Linked DNA regions of Homo sapiens: region 1 is linked to region 2. The links are chromatin loops, found by intact Hi-C in ENCODE. Cell type or tissue: Caco-2. All regions are shown on one strand. Links, peaks and the distances in the headings refer to the core of each region. The heading gives the core; the rest is flanking DNA.

Region 1 (4,393 bases), core at 220-4,219, 140 kb after region 2:
ACTTAATCTCTGTGACTTCACTGGTGGGGAATAAATGTGCACAGTTAATGAAAGACAAGAGGTTGTGGACCTAACTGTGCAATGGAATCAAAGCTTTTCCTGGACACCCATTGCCTCACTGATTATCTGACCATCCTGAAAATATTCAGAGAATCTGCGGATGCTCACTTTCATGTCAGAGGATATTCACTCATTCACTCCTCAAAGATCAGGCTGCCTTGATGCAATTCCCACCCTCAGGGGTTCACAGCTGAGAGTCAGGAGAGAGAACAAACCACATAACAGTTACAATACAACGGGATGAATGCTATAATAGAAGAGAATTTTGTTCTATGTGGAATAGGAGCACAGAGGAGGGGACCCACTAGTACTGCCTAGGTGAATCAGGAAAAGAATGAGTCAAGAGATAATATAGTAGTTGAGTCTTAAGGAAGAGTAGTTTTCCAGGGGATGAGCTGGAAGGGGCATTCCAAGCAGAGCAGGGAGAATATGCTAAAGTTTAGACGCTTAAAGCTTTGTGGCGTGTTCAGAGGGCTTACGTGGTTTTCTGTGACTGAAGTATGGGGTGCAAGAGGCAGGTGAGGAGAAATCAGAAGAGGCTGCATGAGCTGAGGCTGAAACTAGGCTGGAACCGCACAACGGTGACAGCTTTAGGATGCTGCCTCCAGGGACCCTTGCATTAATTGTTATGTGGAGACCAGGATTAAGCTGAATGAAGTGCTTAGTTTAGCCAAGCATGCAGCCTTTGCCTCCTTAACCATAAAAGGAGGTAGTGTCTCTCGCTTGATGAGATTTGAAAAGTAAGGGACATCCTGCCCAAAATATCTTCTGTACTAGCTTGACACAAGACAAGAAATGTCACTATACGAATGCCATTCCCTTGGATCAGAAAGGCCTCTTGGCCTTCAACATCCCTTAATAAACATGCAAATAGCCTAGGAGGAGAGAACACCCTGAATCTTGTAGTTTACTGTGCATTTTCCTGGTTACTAATGGGGTGAGCATCTTTTCATGTGTTATTGGCCACTCATGGTCTCACTTCTCTGAATGCTTGTCCCATGCTTTCTCTAACTTTTCTGTTGAGTTATTTCATATTGGCTGGTAGCAATTCTTTATGTCCTTTCGTTGCTAATCCTTCATCAGGTATATGTGTGGCAAATATTTGGCAGCTTGTCTTTTTCTGAACACCGGAGAGATGTGTTAGTGTATCTCTCTGCTAACATCTGCCTGGGATGATTGATCACGTTTGTGCCAGACAGAAGGTCAAGAGCTAGGTTAGGACCCAAGACAGAGTCTGAGGAGGAAGGGAGGAATGTGACTCTAGTGAACAGGGTAGGGCATTGCAGAGGGAGGGTAAAGTCCCAGCACTTGGCTTACGTTCCTTCCAATGGATCTGGCAGGCACCTCTTACTGTCTCTGCCAGCAACCTCCTCCGCCTGCATGGTCCGGCCATAATAAACCACCTTTCAGATCTCAGGATTTGCCATGATCTCTGCCTCAGGCCTTTCCCCATGCCATTCTCTCTACAGGGGTTCCACTTCTAAACCCTTCCCAGCCTGCTCTGTCCAGAAAATCCTGCTGGTCCTTTAGTTCTTTCCTGGCGTCCTCACCTTTGGGGGCTTCCCAATCACATCAGGACCCAGTAAGATCCCAGTTAGAATCCATCCCCAAGGCTCCTGTGGGAATCTTAACTCATCCCAGCTGAGACTCTCACCTTTTACTCATCAAAAAACTATGTGTTTGTCCAGATAGAGCCTTAACTTCATTGGGTAATGCTTTCTACATTCCACACATTGTCATGCTCGATGTCTAGCTATGTGACAAATTTTTTAAAGAATGAAATGACTTGATAAAGGCAGTTTGGAATGCACTGACACTTTTTAATTCGGCTTCCCAGACCTAGTATAAATATAGTCATTTTAAAATCAACATTTGCATGGTAAATCTAGCATTTTTTGTATAAGACACAAGAGACTTTCAGCTGAAGTTAGAACTTTCATAATCTGTATTTCACTCCGAGGAGGACCTCACAGACGACCACCTGTGGGTGGTGCCCTGACAGCAGCAGCCCAGACCCGGATCGCTGTTGGAGGAGGGCCACCCTGGCCCCTCACTGGACTATGATGTAATTGCAAGGCAAACCTTGATTGTGTTAAGCCTTTATCACAATCAGTATTCATTTATCTCATTTCCCTTGTTAAAACAACCTCCTTTTGGAATTGGCTTTGAAATCTGTTTGGAATATGTTCAGTGCTATCCAACTATTATCCTTTGAATATGAATGAACTGATCCAGTCAGTTCAACAAATATGTGTTGAGCACCTAGTATATTCTAGGTAGAATGACAGGGGCTGGGAAACATAACAAGAAAAGTCTCTGCTCTGCGTGAGCTCACAGTGTGGTGCACACAGCAGCGCTTCTGCATCCAGCAATTCCTCTAAGGCTGGGCGCAAGAAGTGGCCGCAATGACATCAAGTAGAAAAACACTTGAGTTTTAAGTCATAAAGCTTTTTCCTTGGAAAACACTGTAAACAAGAGTAACTGCTATCCTGTCAGTGGAAACGCATGTTAAATCCATAAGCATCCAAACGACAATACTGAATAGCTCCATTCTCTGACTGAGAGGCCCTACTTCCTAGCTTTGGATGAGCTGTGACGAGCCTGCTGGAGGGGCTGCACAGTCTGCAGAGGGAAGTGACATGCTTGGGACTCTTGGTGCCTCAAGATGATTCCTGGGTTGGGCTGTTGAGTTGTTCAGTTGTCGAGTGTCTTTTGGTAAGCAATAGGCCTCTTTTGTGCTTCTATACTCCCCATGTATGAACCAAAGAAGAGGATAAACACCCTTATGCTGTGATATGGTTTGGATCTGTGTCCCCGCCCAAATCTCCAGTCAAATTGTAATCCCCAGTGTTGGAGGAGGGGCCTGGTGGGAGACGATTGGATCATGGGGACGGATTTCCCCCTTGCCGTTCTTGTGATAGTGAGCGACTTCTCACAAGATCTGGTTGTTTAAAAGTGTGTGGCACCTCGCCAGCCCGTTTTTCCTGCTCCAGCCATGGAAGATGTGCCTGCTTCCTCTTCGCCTCCTGCCATGATTGTAAGTTTCCTGAGGCCTCCCCAGCCATGCTTCCTGAATAGACTTTGGAACTGTGAGCCAATTAAACCTCTTTTTTAAAATAAATGGCCAGTCTCAGGTACTTCTTTACTGCAGTGCGAGAAAAGACTAATACACGCTGTATTACCAGGCTGTGTAAGGATAACACAAGGATGAGAGCAGCAGGCTGTGGGCTCAGAAGGTTTGTTGTGATGAATAAATCATGGTAAATATTGATGACAGTAGGGCTCTCATGGCACTCACCTTATTAGGTTTTAAAAACATTCCTCCCCCAAATGGCATATACGGGAAGAGTGAGAAGGTTAAACTAATGGAGAAATGGGTTAATATGAAGACTGCCCTATTGGGATAAAGAAAACAGTTCACACAAATAGAATCATCTCAGGGTAAAGGCTGAAGCCGCCAACTGATTCCAGACCCTGCTTCAGACACTGCCTGTGGCATCCCCAGCTAGCTCTGACAACTGTGTTTATCTGATGAAATGTAATAGACTTGCCTGGCTCAGACTCACAAGCACACTGCACGGTGCCGCGTGGTCTGCAGTCCCACTGCAGGGTCCATGCTTCCACTCTGGGCACCATTCATAAATCCCATCACCTCACCCTCTCCTTGAAGGAAGGCCGAGCGTTTCTGGGCTCCAGTTCCATGGTTCCTGTGTCATACATAACATAGGATCAGATTGATTCTAAGCTACCTTCCAGCTCAAGCATTCTAAAATTCCAGTCATAAGGAATTTCCCAACAACAACAAAGTAGAAGAGCGTAACCACAAAAAGTACATTTCAAAAATCAGTAGCCAAGGAAAGAAGCATTAGATTCTGGAGCGGGGCCCGAGTCCCAGCCCAGCACAGCAGGGTCTTCAGCAGTCTGCTCCCCATCTCCAGAAGCCCTACTGGTGACCCTCCAAACCCTGAGGGCCAAGCTCAGAGGAGAGCTTTCTTTCACTCCTCTTCTGACCAAGGAGCTGGGGAATCCCCTGTGAGGACTAAGTAGTTGCATCAGGGAAGAGATCTGAACCCTCCAGTTTCCCCATGGGAATGGGGTCTGCCCTTGGGCAAGACAGAGCTGGTCCTAGTACTGGACACTTAACAAAATTTCCTTTCATGAAAGAAAGTCCAGATAGACCAACAAATATATCAAATCAGAGTGACTGAATTCTTTCCTTTTATCTTTGCAATCCCCTAAGCCAACAGAAAGGGAAACAGTCTTCAGACTGCTCATAGAGAAAAACAGCTTGGCCTCGAAGGAGTCATGTCAAATTACTCTAACTCAGAGCAGA
Region 2 (4,393 bases), core at 118-4,117:
AGGTTAGAATAGTTGATAATGTTGGTAAAATCTATTTCCTTACTGATTTTTTAAAAAACCTGATTTGTTCTATCAATAGTAGAAGGGAGTTGTCAAATTTCATAGCACAACCCTGGAACTTTCTATTTCTCCTTTTATTTTTTATCAGTTTTTCCTTCATGTATTTTAACATTCAGTCACTTAAGACAGCTATGCCTCCTGATGAATTATCATTTTTATTCTTATTAGAACATGGCCTTCATGAGGTCATGGACTTCATTTGTTCTGTACAGAACAGCGCCTGACACATAAGAGATATCTGTTAGATGAATGCCCACCCACCTGATCTCATCCTCCCAAGCACCCTGTTAGGTAGTTATCACCCCATTTCATGGATGAGGAAGCAGACTTAGAGAGAGTGAGTCACTTCTCCAAGCTGCTTTCTATGTAGCTACTCCCCGCTTTTCTTTCTTCTCTCCATCTCCCTTGGGTAAGTAGTAGTTGTGAAGACTGAGCAATGGGCCCACAACAAGATTCATTTACAGCTCACAGAAGATGCAGTCTACCCTAAGTATTCCCTGCCTCATCTATGTACCTCCAATCTCTACAAAAGCATCAGGCACGGATGTTACTACTACTAGTACTACTATTCATATTACTGCCCAGTACTGTGATTCCAAGCACACTTGTAGGAATCCCCAAGGTTCCTCACAAGTTCCCTGAGCACAAACACCAGGGAGATAGTTGAGTCATTGAGCTCGTATCAAACTCCCTGGCATTGTATAAATTAACAGGAAGCGTTTACCCTTTTAAAATGGTTGGATGGTAAATAGAATGTGCATTGTGACACCAGAGACCCTTGAACATCTTGGAATCCTCTCATCTCCAACCAGAGGCTGATGCATTTTCTAGAGGCACTGGACTTCTGGGCCCTGTGGGGCCAGCAGCAACCTCTCTGATGAGTAGGCTGGGGTTGGCCAAGGCCAGGTGCTCCCAGCCCCAGAGCTCTGGGTCTTCCCCTGTAGGGCACAGTGCCTGCAATTAACACAAGCTTCTGGGAGCTCACTCCCAGAAAAAAAGACTTCTTTGAATTCTGCTCCCAGCTTAGGGTCAGCTAATGCCATCTGTGGTGGCTGGTACAGGGTGATAATCGGCTCTGAAGCCATCTCTTTGAGCCCTAGGATAGATGCCAGTCTGCACCAGAGCAGGCAGAATATCCAGGCTGCAGCCCTGCCAGGAATTGCTCTCAGGAAATAGAACACCCCCACCCCCTCTTTTCTTTTGTTTAAACTTAAACTGGGAAGATGCTGAGTTGCAGGGTTATGAGGAAGGGAGTATAGGACTGTTGCAGCTTTATATGCTGATATTTTCATTTTTTTAAATTCCTGATCATGAAAAAAGCAATACAAGAGTGATTTTTAAAATAATCACTTTGCATTCTTGTCAGAGCAATGGATTGCAAAGCGACAGTGACCCGACATTGCCTCCAAATGTTCCAGCCTCTGCCCTCCTTAGCGCCTGATCTGTCTCTGGTTGAGGCGGACTCTGCTGTTTGTCCAACATGGGGCAATGCTGGCTATTTCTCTGTAGGAATCCAAGCGCTTATTAGGAGAAGGTGGAGGGGTATGATGGGAACAGCTCCAGACGAGATGGGAGAGCTTTGGGGTAAAACCTTTATGAAGATTAGAAAGCAAGTCTCCCTCATGTTGCAAACCCCATAGTGATTTTATGGCAGCTTGGAAGAGAGGATTCCAGAGACAAATTGCTTTTGAGAGGGTGGACGCTGGGCCATACGTTTATCACTGGGCAGGTGAGTTATCTTGAAGAAAAGGATCAAGTGGAAACCAGGTCTAGCAAAACAAGCCTGACCCTTAAGTGGGGCCAGCCCTGGGAAATTCCGTGCCGTCATGCGTCGGAGCCCAGAGGCAGCGCAAGCAGTTTTCATAGAAGCCTGCGAAATCCAGACAGAGCTCACTAGCCAGATTGACTTTCCTGTTCATTTGCAGGGTAGAGTGAACGGTGTTGACATTACAAACATTCCATCTTCACTGATTTAAAGACAAGGAGTTCTGTTTACTTTCACCCTAAACAAAGAGGCTCCTTCTTGCTCAGCTGGAAGGAGCCATCCCTGAGTTGCTAAATATCACATAAATCTCATGACGTGACAGAAACCCAGGCCTCCTGGAGCTCATCACCAACTTTTTGCAACCAAGACTCCCAGTAATGCTAATTATGCAAATATCCTGCTTTCCCCACATACTGAGTGGACTTGATAAGTTTTCTTTTAATAATTTGCTGAGAATCTGCAATGCTGTAAGTACTTTATAATCATTACTTAATTTAATCCTCACAATTGTCCTCTGTAGTGAGATGAAGAAAATTGTAGTCACTAAATTTCCACCTAGGAAGAGAATTGCACTTATTTAGAAATCATGCCTTGAAAACTGCTTGGGTTAGAAGGTAGATCCCTGAACTCTCCAAGAGTAAGAACAGTGGACCTTCTGCAGGTGAAACTGGAGAAAAGGTAGATGAGAAAGAAAGAGAGCGAGAGTAAGACAGAGAGCGAGCACAAGAGAACACAGAAGGCCCCTTCCACCACCCCAAATCTTCAGCAAATTCTACATAAATCATGAAACTCTTAATGCGAGTAGATTTCTGTTTTTCTTTTTTAATTCAAAACTGTCAGGGGGCTGGGTTCTGTAGTCAGAGTCTTGTGATAAAAACAGACAGAGCGTTAGAGGACACAGGGGTGTGGTGGTCTAGGGAGCCCAAGGAGGTCAGATCTGGGAACATCCAGAGAGTGAGAGATGCTGCAGACACCACAGGGTCTGGAAGGTGTGTTTGGACGAAATTTACCCAGTCTGTGAGGCGCATGGAGGCCCTGGAAAGGCTCCGGGTCCATGTCTATGGTAGACGTTTCCTGCTGTCATGGGTCACCTGCATTTTTGAACATCCTCTCTGTGTTTGGGTCTCCCCCACCTCAGGAGTCCACCTGTCCCGAGTTGGAAGTCTGAACTCATGTTCCTGGATTCCTCCCATGCATCTTGGTGCTGGTGTGGGGCCTGAACTCAGCCAATCCGCAACACCTCCAGGAGTCTTCCTCTTAGATGCTGAGGCCACGGAGAAGGAAGCAGCACAAAGAATGAACCCTGGAGAGGGTGCCAGAGGCAGGCGGGTTCCAGCCATGTGGCGGCACAGCCTTACTGGGATAGTCTAGCTGTGTCACTCAGGTACGGTTGCTCTCTGAGAAGCCGCCAAACCCAACCCTTTCACACACACCTAGGATGATTTGAAGAGCTACCTAATAACCTTTCATAAGGTTCTGAAAGCCAGCCAGAGTGGTTGTGATCAGTAGTAATGAAGAGCCTTCTTTCACTGACATTCCACTTTTTACAGATGGGGAAGCCAGGCTCCAGCAGTTACAAAACAAGGTCCCATGACCCCTAGACCCTACTTGCAAAGCTGGGATTGACGCAAGCTCATCTAACTCCAAAACCCAAGCTCTTCCCACTGTGACAAGGGAGGGGACAAATAGGAAAAGGCAGTTTGAGCTTTTCTGGGAAAGGAAAGAAATGAATACCTTGGCCTTTGTCCAGATGTGGCCTGCAGAATAAATCCTATGTGGCAAGGCCGCTTAACCTCTGCCGGGGCTGTGTCATTACGGTGATTCTTCACACTAGTTAAATGCCACGGTGAGGATGGCACGGGGGAAGAAGAGCTCACGGCAGGCGCCATCTCCAGAAAGGATCCACTGCAGGTGGTTGGTGAGTCCAGATGGCTCCCCCAGATGACACTGCTGGGTGGCAACCTAATTATTTTTCATTAACTTTTAATTATGGAACATTTCAAACGTGTGCACAATTAAAGAGAGTCGTACAATGAACCTCGTGTGTCCGAAACTCAACTTCGACAACGATCAACTAAATGCCCAATCTTGTTTTATCTGTATCTCCACACACTTCCCCCTCATTCAGGATTATTTCAAAACAAACCCTGGATTTAATCATTCTAGATTTAATAATTTTATTCACTACTATTTCAGTATGTATGTCTAAAAGATAACAATATCATTTTTACACCTATAAATTAATAATAACTATATAATAGCATCGTTTAGTCTGTGTTTATGTTATTTTTTCTGGCTCGTGCATACTTTCAAAGTTTGGCTGAATCAGATCCCACTAGGTCTCATAAGCTGCAGTTGCGTGCTAGCAGGTGGTAGCTGATGTGCCTCTGAAGTGCTTTAATCTATGGGTTCCTTCTCTCCACTTTTTCCCTTGCAGTTTACCTGTTGGAAAAACAACGTTGTTTGCCTGATAGAGTTTTCCATAGTCTGGCTGATTTCATCCCCGTGGTGCTATTGAACACATTCCTCAGTGCTCCATTTTTTTCCTGTAAACTGGTAGCTAGACCT

What was found. A loop is a pair of places that touch in the nucleus more often than their neighbours do. Peaks named below come from ENCODE experiments on the same cell type or tissue, not always from the same donor. Only the 100,000 strongest peaks of a DNase experiment are listed, where the experiment ranks them.
Region 1: a loop joins it to region 2, with 2.4 times the contacts of the local background. A loop is called at or near these places in 2 of 110 quality-filtered maps.

The regions. Positions count from the first base shown.
Region 1 is chr6:3,520,459-3,524,851 of GRCh38, reverse strand. No RefSeq gene overlaps it. Among named protein-coding and RNA genes, the nearest start is that of SLC22A23, 66 kb to the right of the region's middle. In Caco-2, for the core only: no CTCF peak of the experiment used is centred there; a DNase peak (open chromatin) is centred at 2,071.
Region 2 is chr6:3,662,476-3,666,868 of GRCh38, reverse strand. LOC100507336 (a long non-coding RNA gene) reads left to right here. Exons shown (of 4, transcript NR_187650.1): 2 at 2,964-3,209. Among named protein-coding and RNA genes, the nearest start is that of PXDC1, 87 kb to the left of the region's middle. In Caco-2, for the core only: no CTCF peak of the experiment used is centred there; a DNase peak (open chromatin) is centred at 1,928; H3K4me3 peaks cover 437 bases.